Regions from separate parts of the Mus musculus genome. Here region 2 is linked to region 1. Evidence: chromatin loops called from intact Hi-C (ENCODE). Cell type or tissue: heart. All regions are shown on one strand. Each heading gives the region's core, and the rest is flanking DNA. Links, peaks and the distances in the headings are about the cores only.

Evidence for each region. Peaks named below come from ENCODE experiments on the same cell type or tissue, not always from the same donor. Only the 100,000 strongest peaks of a DNase experiment are listed, where the experiment ranks them.
Region 2: it touches region 1 in a loop (5-fold over the local background); 2 of 42 quality-filtered maps call a loop at or near these places.

What each region holds. Positions count from the first base shown.
Region 1 is chr3:84,121,530-84,125,924 of GRCm38, forward strand. All of the region lies in intron 4 of Mnd1 (meiotic nuclear divisions 1), which reads right to left. Among named protein-coding and RNA genes, the nearest start is that of Mnd1, 32 kb to the right of the region's middle. In heart, for the core only: a CTCF peak has its summit at 2,126 (motif pointing left); no DNase peak of the experiment used is centred there.
Region 2 is chr3:83,838,906-83,843,300 of GRCm38, forward strand. Tlr2 (toll-like receptor 2) reads right to left here and starts at 2,703. Exons shown (of 3, transcript NM_011905.3): 1 at 2,615-2,703; 2 at 1,984-2,231. In heart, for the core only: a CTCF peak has its summit at 2,494; DNase peaks (open chromatin) are centred at 736 and 2,616; H3K4me3 peaks cover 1,322 bases; H3K27ac peaks cover 888 bases.

The DNA.
Region 1 (4,395 bases), core at 211-4,210:
CTAGAGCTTTCAGGTGTGCTGTCAAGTTGTTAGTGTAAGCTCTCTTCAGTTTCTTTTTGGAGGCACTTAGAGCGATGAGTTTTCCTCTTACCACTGCTTTGTGTCCTATAAGTTTGGGTATGATGTGTCTTCATTTTCATTAAATTCTAAAAAGCCTTTAATTTCTTTCTTTACTTCTTCCTTGACCAAGTTATTATTGAGCAGAGGGATTTTCAGCTTCCATGTGTATGTGTGCTTTCCGTTGTTTTTGTTGGTATTTAAGACCAGCCTTAGCCCATGGTGATCTGACAGGGTGCATGGGATTATTTCAATCTTCTTGTATCTGTTGAGGCCTGTTTTATGACCAATTATATGGTCAATTTTGGAGAACGTACCATGAGGTTCTGAGAAGAAGGTATATTCTTTTGCTTTAGGAGGAAATGTTCTATAAACATCTGTTAGATCCATTTGTTCAAAACTTCTGTTAGTTTCACGGTGTCTCTGTTTAGTTTCTGTTTCTGTTAGGCCCTGGTGTGACCAAGCTCCTGGGATCCTAGGAACCTGTGATCCTGTGGTCCTGGGTGTGTTAGAGCCCCTGGGAGTGGAGCTTCTTCTGGGTGTTCTGGGACTGACTGTGTGAGTTAGCGCCCAAGTTCTGCTCAGGGCATCTCTGATCCTATGACCCTGGGTATGTTAGAGAGTCTGGGAGTGGCTTATTTTACTTAGAATGTCTCAAGGATCATCTATGCTGTAGCACTTACCACCTTCCACCTGGAGACAGGGCCTCTTTGTTTACTTCTGCATCTGCTGGGCAGATGTCCAGGAGCTTCCAGGGACAGCCTCTGCCTATCAGTGCTGTGGGTATTTGGGGATCACAGTTATGTGCTATCTCATCCAGTTTTTCATGTGTTCTGGAGATTTGAACTCAGGTCCTTATGAATAGATGGCAAGTGCCTTATACCCTGAGCCACCCAACCCCTTGGACTGATTTCAGTTATTGATATTTAATAAATCTTCACATTTTTATGAATCAAGTTTTTTCCTTGTAGTGCTGAGAATTGAACCTAGACCCTTAAGTATGCTAAATATGCAATCTAAAGCTAGCTATACCCTCAACCCATACGTGTTTTTCATTGTTAAATACTTATGTATTATGTATTGCTCATGCTGTCTGTGAGTGGTCATGCACATCGCAGGTGTGTACAGAGATCTGCTGATAATTCTGTGGAGACAGTGTTCACATCCAACCCTCACATGCGTTCCATTTAGGCTTCTCCACACAGCCTTACTCTCTTGTCTATTCCTAGCAACACCAATGTTCAACTACAGCAACATTGTATTTGTTCAGTTTTCTGACAGGCACAAATCTTACTTACTAAGAAAGAAAAGCTTAGTGATGATACTGCAAGCAGCGACAGGCCACTGTCAATTGCTGGTATCTCCACTCAACTATATTTTTAGTCCTTTATTGGTTTCCTTATTACATGAACTAAAAATTATTGATAAAAATCAAGCGGCTATTGGTCATCATCAATTAGCTAGACAGACACAAACTGACGTTTTTACAATGGGCATCCTCAAAGTGTATGCTGCCCCATTGTCCTAGGAAGTGTGTTGTACTTTTCTTCATTTGTTTGTTAAGATTTAAATTTGGTTTGGGTGCTACTAGATGACAGGCAATGATGCCAGTGAGACTACCACTGAAGTATCTTGAAGTGTTAAAGGTTAGTCAACATGTAAATGTATAGCCTTGAAAATATGAAAATCAGCAAATTTCAAAGTTGAGACTGTTTTATATCTAGTCTAAAATTAAGTTGGTTAGAAAAAAATTATAATGTAGGCAAGTCATGGTTATAAATCAATATAAATACTAGGGAACTGATAGACTCTGTATCTGAATGTGATCAAGTGAAATCATTAAGTCTGAACCATGCATGCCCTGAGTCAAAAGCTCACTTTAAACACAAATGCAGCTGACAGGGTTAATTTTTATGAAATGGCTATAAAATACAGAGCAGCTGGAGTTGCTACTAGAATGTAAATACTAAAATTTATAAAATACTGATGGCCTTTTGGGGCAAATATTGCAAACAAACTGAAATGAGGGTTTTTAATGGCATGCATGGTTTTTGACACTCTGCCACCACCTGGTGGCAGGGCATTAAGGTCTGGCTATTGTGGACTGGGTCTTTTCCAGACTGGTTGATTTATATTTGTCTAGAATGATGCTCACAAGCCTGTATCTCCTGGGAAACACAGAATAGTGTTTGGAGCAGGGACTATGGAATTCGATAACTAGTACAGGGTCACCCTTTTCAACCACACCATGAAGCTCCGACGGCAAAGAAGAGTAATTTCTAGGGAAGTCTGGAAGCCTAGCCTGAAGAGCAAAGCACACAAGAGCAAAGCAAATGGTAAACTTTTTTTTCTAAATCTCTGACAACTTAAAACTAGCATCAAATGCATGCATTTCAACAGCTTTAACCATTGACTGTTTTTCAATTATTTCAAATTGTTTATCAATAAAATACATGCATATTTCCTTCTCCCATCTCTAATATTCCAGTCACCCTATCTCTGCAAACAGTATTTAACTCTTTGGTATCTGACACAACAAGAGATAGAAATAATATTCAACTTAAAAGCACATCTTCATTTGAGGTGGAGGGACAGAGGCTTGCTGCATTGTCCAGGGTGGCCTCTAAATACCCTCCTACCTCAGCCTTCCGAGCAGCTAGGATGCCCGGCTTAAAAGGCTTTAAATACATATGGATGTTATTTGGCAGAATCTCTTAGTTGCTCCTACAAAGCCTTTCACTATTAACAGAGCTCCAATTTCTGTTCAGTCTAGAGTGGTAATGTGCTCTGAAAGAACAGGATGCTCCCAGAACAATCTTTCAGTATAAGCCTGTCAACTCAGACTCTGCCAATGAGACCGAAACAGACGCCTGCCTGGGCAAAGGGGCATGCTGACATTTTCCTCTTATATAAAAGATTCGGGGGGGGGGGGGTGGAGTGGGGATGAACAGGGAGGAAGAGGAAGAGAGGGAGAGACAGAGACAAAGAGAGGGGTGGGGTGGGAGGGGATGGGAAGTCTATTTTCTGGGCACTGTTGAGAGAGGACTTAGGAGTCTCAGTAAGTACTTAGAACCAAACAGGGAAAGTCAAATGTCAAAGGCAGTCTAGATAAAGTGTAGTGCAATTAGCCACCCTTGAGAAGGCTACCTCTAGATTCTTACCTCTGATAATGAATCCCTATTATGGAAGCCAATTTGAATTCCTTTTCTCCCATTTGTTTACTCATACATAAGAATGTCAGCAATAGAGCAAGAGAGGAGAGGGAGACATCTCAGACATTAAGATGCTGTACTGCTCTTCCTCAAGACCCAAGCTGCCTATAACTCCAGCTCCAGGAGACCTGACCCAATCACACCCATATACAAAGAATTAAAAGTAAAAATGCTATATGCTTTAAGAATGTTAATAGTATTTGGTTTTAAGTGAGTTATATACAAATTTATTTTGGAAAAATGCCAATGTGACTATTTTTAAAATATCAGGGCAATGTGAACTTCTGTAGCTTGGAAAATTCTTGCTTGCCAATGTCTCTCAGAGACAGATCTGAAGTAAGCTAACTGGGTAGAAAAAAATAGATGCATAACCTGTAAGACAGACACTACAAATATACTAACCAAGTTGTCTGTTTCTAAGTGCCTGGTGAGAGGGTTCTTAAGGCTAAGGAATGTCAGCTGGGCTCTTCAGAGACTCCATGCAGGTGTATTTAACCAGGAAAAAAGAACCTGTTGACACCAGCAGAGGTCTACACAAGCTGCAATGCAATTTGCAAGCTGAGATTATCTCAGGCAACCAGAATGAATTCAAACTTGAGAGGGCACTCTGTGGCAGTGCATACAGTCTTAATTTGCTGAAGTGACACCATAAACTTGGACAGAATTTACTAAAGTGTGTTTCATGGAACACTAATAGCTCAAGGAAACTGGATAAGGAAGACTTGCATATTTAAAGGCTCCAAGAATTCAAACTAGCTACTTGTGTGAACCCAGGGTTCCAAATTCTTTTGATTACAGAACCTCCTTTTCAGTAACACATTGCATCTGTTACTCAGAATCCTGTCAAGTATAATTCAGGCAAAATGGTAGAAAAATGAAATGATGAAGTTAAAAATACACACTTAATTGTTCCCACATAACATTCATTCCCAAAGCTAAGTTTTTTTTTTTTTTTTTTTTTAAAGTCAATATTACACCAGTGTTCCAATAATCCTGACTGTTTGGTGGAAATCATTTTCACTGCCATATGTTATCAGGCAGAAGGAAAGGGACTGTAGGGCAGGGCAAGACTCTTAGGCCAAGTGCTCAGCACTTAGGACTGAGCCCAGGCTCTGCTGAAGTCAGG
Region 2 (4,395 bases), core at 186-4,185, 280 kb before region 1:
ATAAGTTACAGGCAAACACAATACATGAATGAAAATTAAAAATTAATTTTGTTATATACAGTAGCAATAGCAGATGAAGAAACGTAAAAACAATCATCTGAGAGGCAAAAACAACAACAACAACACAGGACTCAATAAATGTGGGTTGAACATAAACAGATGAATGAGAATGAACAAGTCAGTAGTTAAAGAAATGAACTAGATGTGGCCTATGGCTCTCTAGTGGCGGGCTCCTATCTTTAACGCTCACCAAGGATGTCTCTTACTCAACTCATTGCTCCCTTGGTCCGTGATCTCTCACTGGGCACGGAAACAGCCTACTCACTCTGCCTTGCTCCTACTACTACCAGACAAAAGGAATGTCTAGAGCCCTAGGCAGAGAGGCGTCAATAGTCTGCCAAATTGAGGGAGACATTCAGGCCCCCAGAACCTTCTCATTCTGCTGAGTTAAGTTCTCGGAAAGCTGTGTCCAATCCCAGATTGGCTACTTAGATGAATGAAAAGGAAATAAGGTAGTTTGCCTCACTTCCCCAGTATGCTTTCCTGGGAGAATCCAAGGCTCGTCTCCCAGGGCACCTTCTGGGCCCTATACCCTGTAGCTGTTCCATGCAACCACACGTGCTGTGGTCATATTTGCTCAGTGAAATAACGCAACAATTTCCCAAAATATGTTTTATGCTTCTGTAATGGTTGGGGGATGGCATACGTGCGCTACTACCCAAATGTGGAAGTTAGAGGACAATTTGAGGAAGCCAGTTCTCTCTTTCCACCATGTGGTTCTGGGGATTGAGCTCGGGTCATCAGGCCTGGTGGCAAGTGCCACTGTATGGTATAGGTATGAGTGTGTGAGTGTTTTGCCTGAATGTGCACATGTGGACCAAATGAAGACATGAGAGCCCCTATAACCATGTGGGTGTTGGGAACTGAGCCCAGGTCCTCTGAGAGATCAGCAAGTACTCCTTACTGCAGATCCACCTCTCCACCTCCCTCCCACAGCTTCTCTTGATAGCTGGTTGTACATTTTCCCCTTTAGTGCCCCTAAGGAATCTATCTCAGACACAGCAGGCGATGGGCCTGGGATGCAGCTTGTCTGTAGCACTTTGCTAGTATGCCATTGTGTTTGACCCCCAGGACTGAATAAACAGGGCACAGTTGTGGACACCTAGACTCAGGCAGGCGGAGGCAGGAAGTCAGTAGTTCAAAGACATCCACAATCACACGATGAGTTGCGGTCTCAGCATAAGGCCTGAGACCATCTCAAAAAAGCTAAGCCAGCCTATGATTGTAGGTTGTAGATGTTAATTCTTTCCTGACGCTACTAACTTGATCATTTAAGTGAAGTACCTTCTATTCAATATAATTAATATGTGGAGGCTTCCAATCGTTGCATTATGAACGTTCTGAATTGTTTCCCTATGTTAAGTGTTCTCCCTTAAGCTTCACTTCTTTAAATGGGAGGGTGATTTTTCATTGGGCACTTATCCCGTTAAATGTTAACTTATAAATTTAGAACAAACAAACAAACAAAAACTTGGTAGCTTAGAAACTTCCAAAACATACTGTCAATGCCTGGCAGTTTTTGTATTCACTAATTAAAGGTTTAAGGTGCAAGTGTTCTTTGCTTAGAACAGAAAAACAAAACAAAACAAAACAAAAACAAAACAAACAAAAAAACAAAAAAACAACAAAAAACTTCGAGTGTAGTGAAATAAGATATTTTCCAGTACTCATAATATTTCCCTTTTGGGGAGGAAAAGGGTCTCTCCGTCTGAGTCCAGCCACCTTACCTACCATTTGCTCTTTGCTGAAGAACTTTCTGTCAGATCAAAAGCCTCCAGGCAATCTGAGCGTTTTACACCCGAAATAATATTTCTCCTTTTTGAAACTAGAAAAGCCTTTTCCTGACATCTAAGATGTAAACACAAGGTTCTCGTTTATAGGACTGAAGAAGTCATAAGATACTTATTAAAAGACTCCACTCACGCTTTGTCTGAGGTTTCGGTAAGTTGTTTTCTGACCGGTGATGCAATTCGGATGCTCCAGAGATGAACGAAAAGCAGAGAAGTGAAGCCCCTACACTCAGAAACAAGATCCTGGTCAGAAGGAAACAGTCCGCACCTCCTTGAACGACATCTTTTCCACTTCTAGGTCGCAGAGACTGCCGTCCAACCTTCACCATCAGAAACTATGATTGCGGACACATCTCCTGCCAGTGACCGCCTGCCCGGAGCCTGGGGACAAGAGAGGGGTGGACTGGATGTAAGTTGGGACAGCGTCACCGTTCACCCTAGCTTCCCAGGGTTCAGAGACACTACAGACACTCCCTTCTGTGACCCCAGGGCCAGAAAGGCTGTAAAGACGCAGATCACACAGCCGCGGGCTCTGGGACAGTGGCTGCAGCTCTCCGGTGGCCCCCTCTTCCCTGGGTGTCCCTCTTCCTGCAGGGATCACAGCAGGAAACAAACATCTGGCCCCAAAGCTGATCCGCCCGGCTGGGGGCGCAGGTGCTTCACTTTGGAAACCAGGTCCCCGCACAGCACAGCGGCCGCCCCGGTCGATTCGACCCTGTCCGGGGAGGGGTGCAGCAACCCGGCAGCAGGACCGATCCACCTACCTAGGAGTCCTCCAGCCGCCGCTCCCCGTGCCCACTAGCCATCTGGGCACCAGCCTAGGAAGACTGAAGACCTGGAAGTGAGGGAAGGGGATGTCCCCAGGTCAGGGCCCCGAACTTCCCGGTCGCCAGCACCGCCCCCGGTGCGGCAAGCGCCGCCCACAGGGGTCTGCAAGGGGAACGGAGCCTGGCATCAGAGCTGGCAGGAGCCACAGGGCAGGCAAAACAGAACTGAAAGTCCAGAGGCTCCGTGTGGGAATTCCCCAGGTGTCCTAAAGAGAAAGCTGCCTCCCAGCTCGCCTTTTGGCTGAGTTGAGCTGCTGCAAGGATTCTGGAAGGAAGAGGATATTCTGAAGAGACGCACTCTCTTTGGTTATTGGAATGCTCCAGCTAGGAAACGTTAAAAAATTACAGCCCTGTGCCAGTCACAGGGAGTTTTTATCAGTTCACCATGAGGAAAACACTGGAGGCCTGGACAATGATGGCTGAATGACTCGGGGGGATAGCACACCTTGACCAAAACTGCCTACTTATGGATTCTTTCTGTATTATCTAAATCTAAACCTGTGGTGACAGGATGCTGAACTTAGGATGGGGGCGTCGTACACCCTCATTATTTAGTTGTCTTCCTGATGTGGCTACACTGAATAGCTACTTTTCTGCTGTCTACTGATAATCATTTAAATACCCTATCGAGGCCCAAAAGGATAGGCTAGACAGCCAGGGCTGCCAAGACCCAGGTCCTAACTCTAACTACTCTAATCTCAGAATCTCACTTCTCCCTCAAACACATCTTTTGAACTCTTTTGCTATCTCTCCATCCTCAGAGGTTGCAACTTGGGCTCAGGAATATTTTCTCTTTCTCCTCCTTTTCAACACTTTGTCCCCCTGCCCTTATGTCTCTGGGATCCATTTCTGCTCAGCATCTGATAACAGAGTCTACCAGCCTCCATGCAGACCTGAATGGCAGCATTGTGCTTGGGATATGAATGGATAAGGATGGCACAGATATGTTTCTCTTTCCTTGGCCCCCAGAACAGCCCCCCTTCTAAGCATGGGGAAGATTCGGGGCCCCCACTTCTATCTATGGCTTTGAAGCTAAGTACTTCCCTTTCTCTATCCCATAGCTGCATCGCAGAGTGATTCTGAAAACAGCGTAGATTGGTTTGCTTCATGGTGGAGATGTGGCTCCATATTCCAGTTGTAAGGGGAAACCCCCTACTTTAAAACAAGTTAATCACCTGCCTCGGGTGCCTGTGATCCCATTTGACCTCGGCAAGGCGAGATTGGATGCAGAGCAAGCAACCTTACCCCCATTTTCACAAGAAAATGTCCTGTGAATCAGAAATAGCAGCTGAGATTTGAAGTCAGAATTTTTCCCTTAAACCCAGGGGGTCTCTTCCCCTCAGCTCCACATCCCTTGTCCTTATAGGTTGTCAACCTTCCTAACCCTGCAACCCTTCAGTACGGTTCCTCATGTTGTGATGACTCCCAACCATAAAATTATTTTTGTTGGTACTTTATAATTGTAATTTTCCTACTGTTAAGAATAGTAATGAAAATATATATGCAACCACCATGGGGTCTCAACCCACGGGTTGAGAACCACTGCCCTATAGAGAAGTTCTCTCTCTCTCTCTCTCTCTCTCTCTCTCTCTCTCTCTCTCTCTCTCTCTGAAAGCTACATTCCTTAAACCTGCTGAAACCAACCGAAAACAAGAGAGAAGCAAATTTCCTCCCATACACATGTCCCTGGCAGCCATGCAAGGCAAGGAGACTCAAAG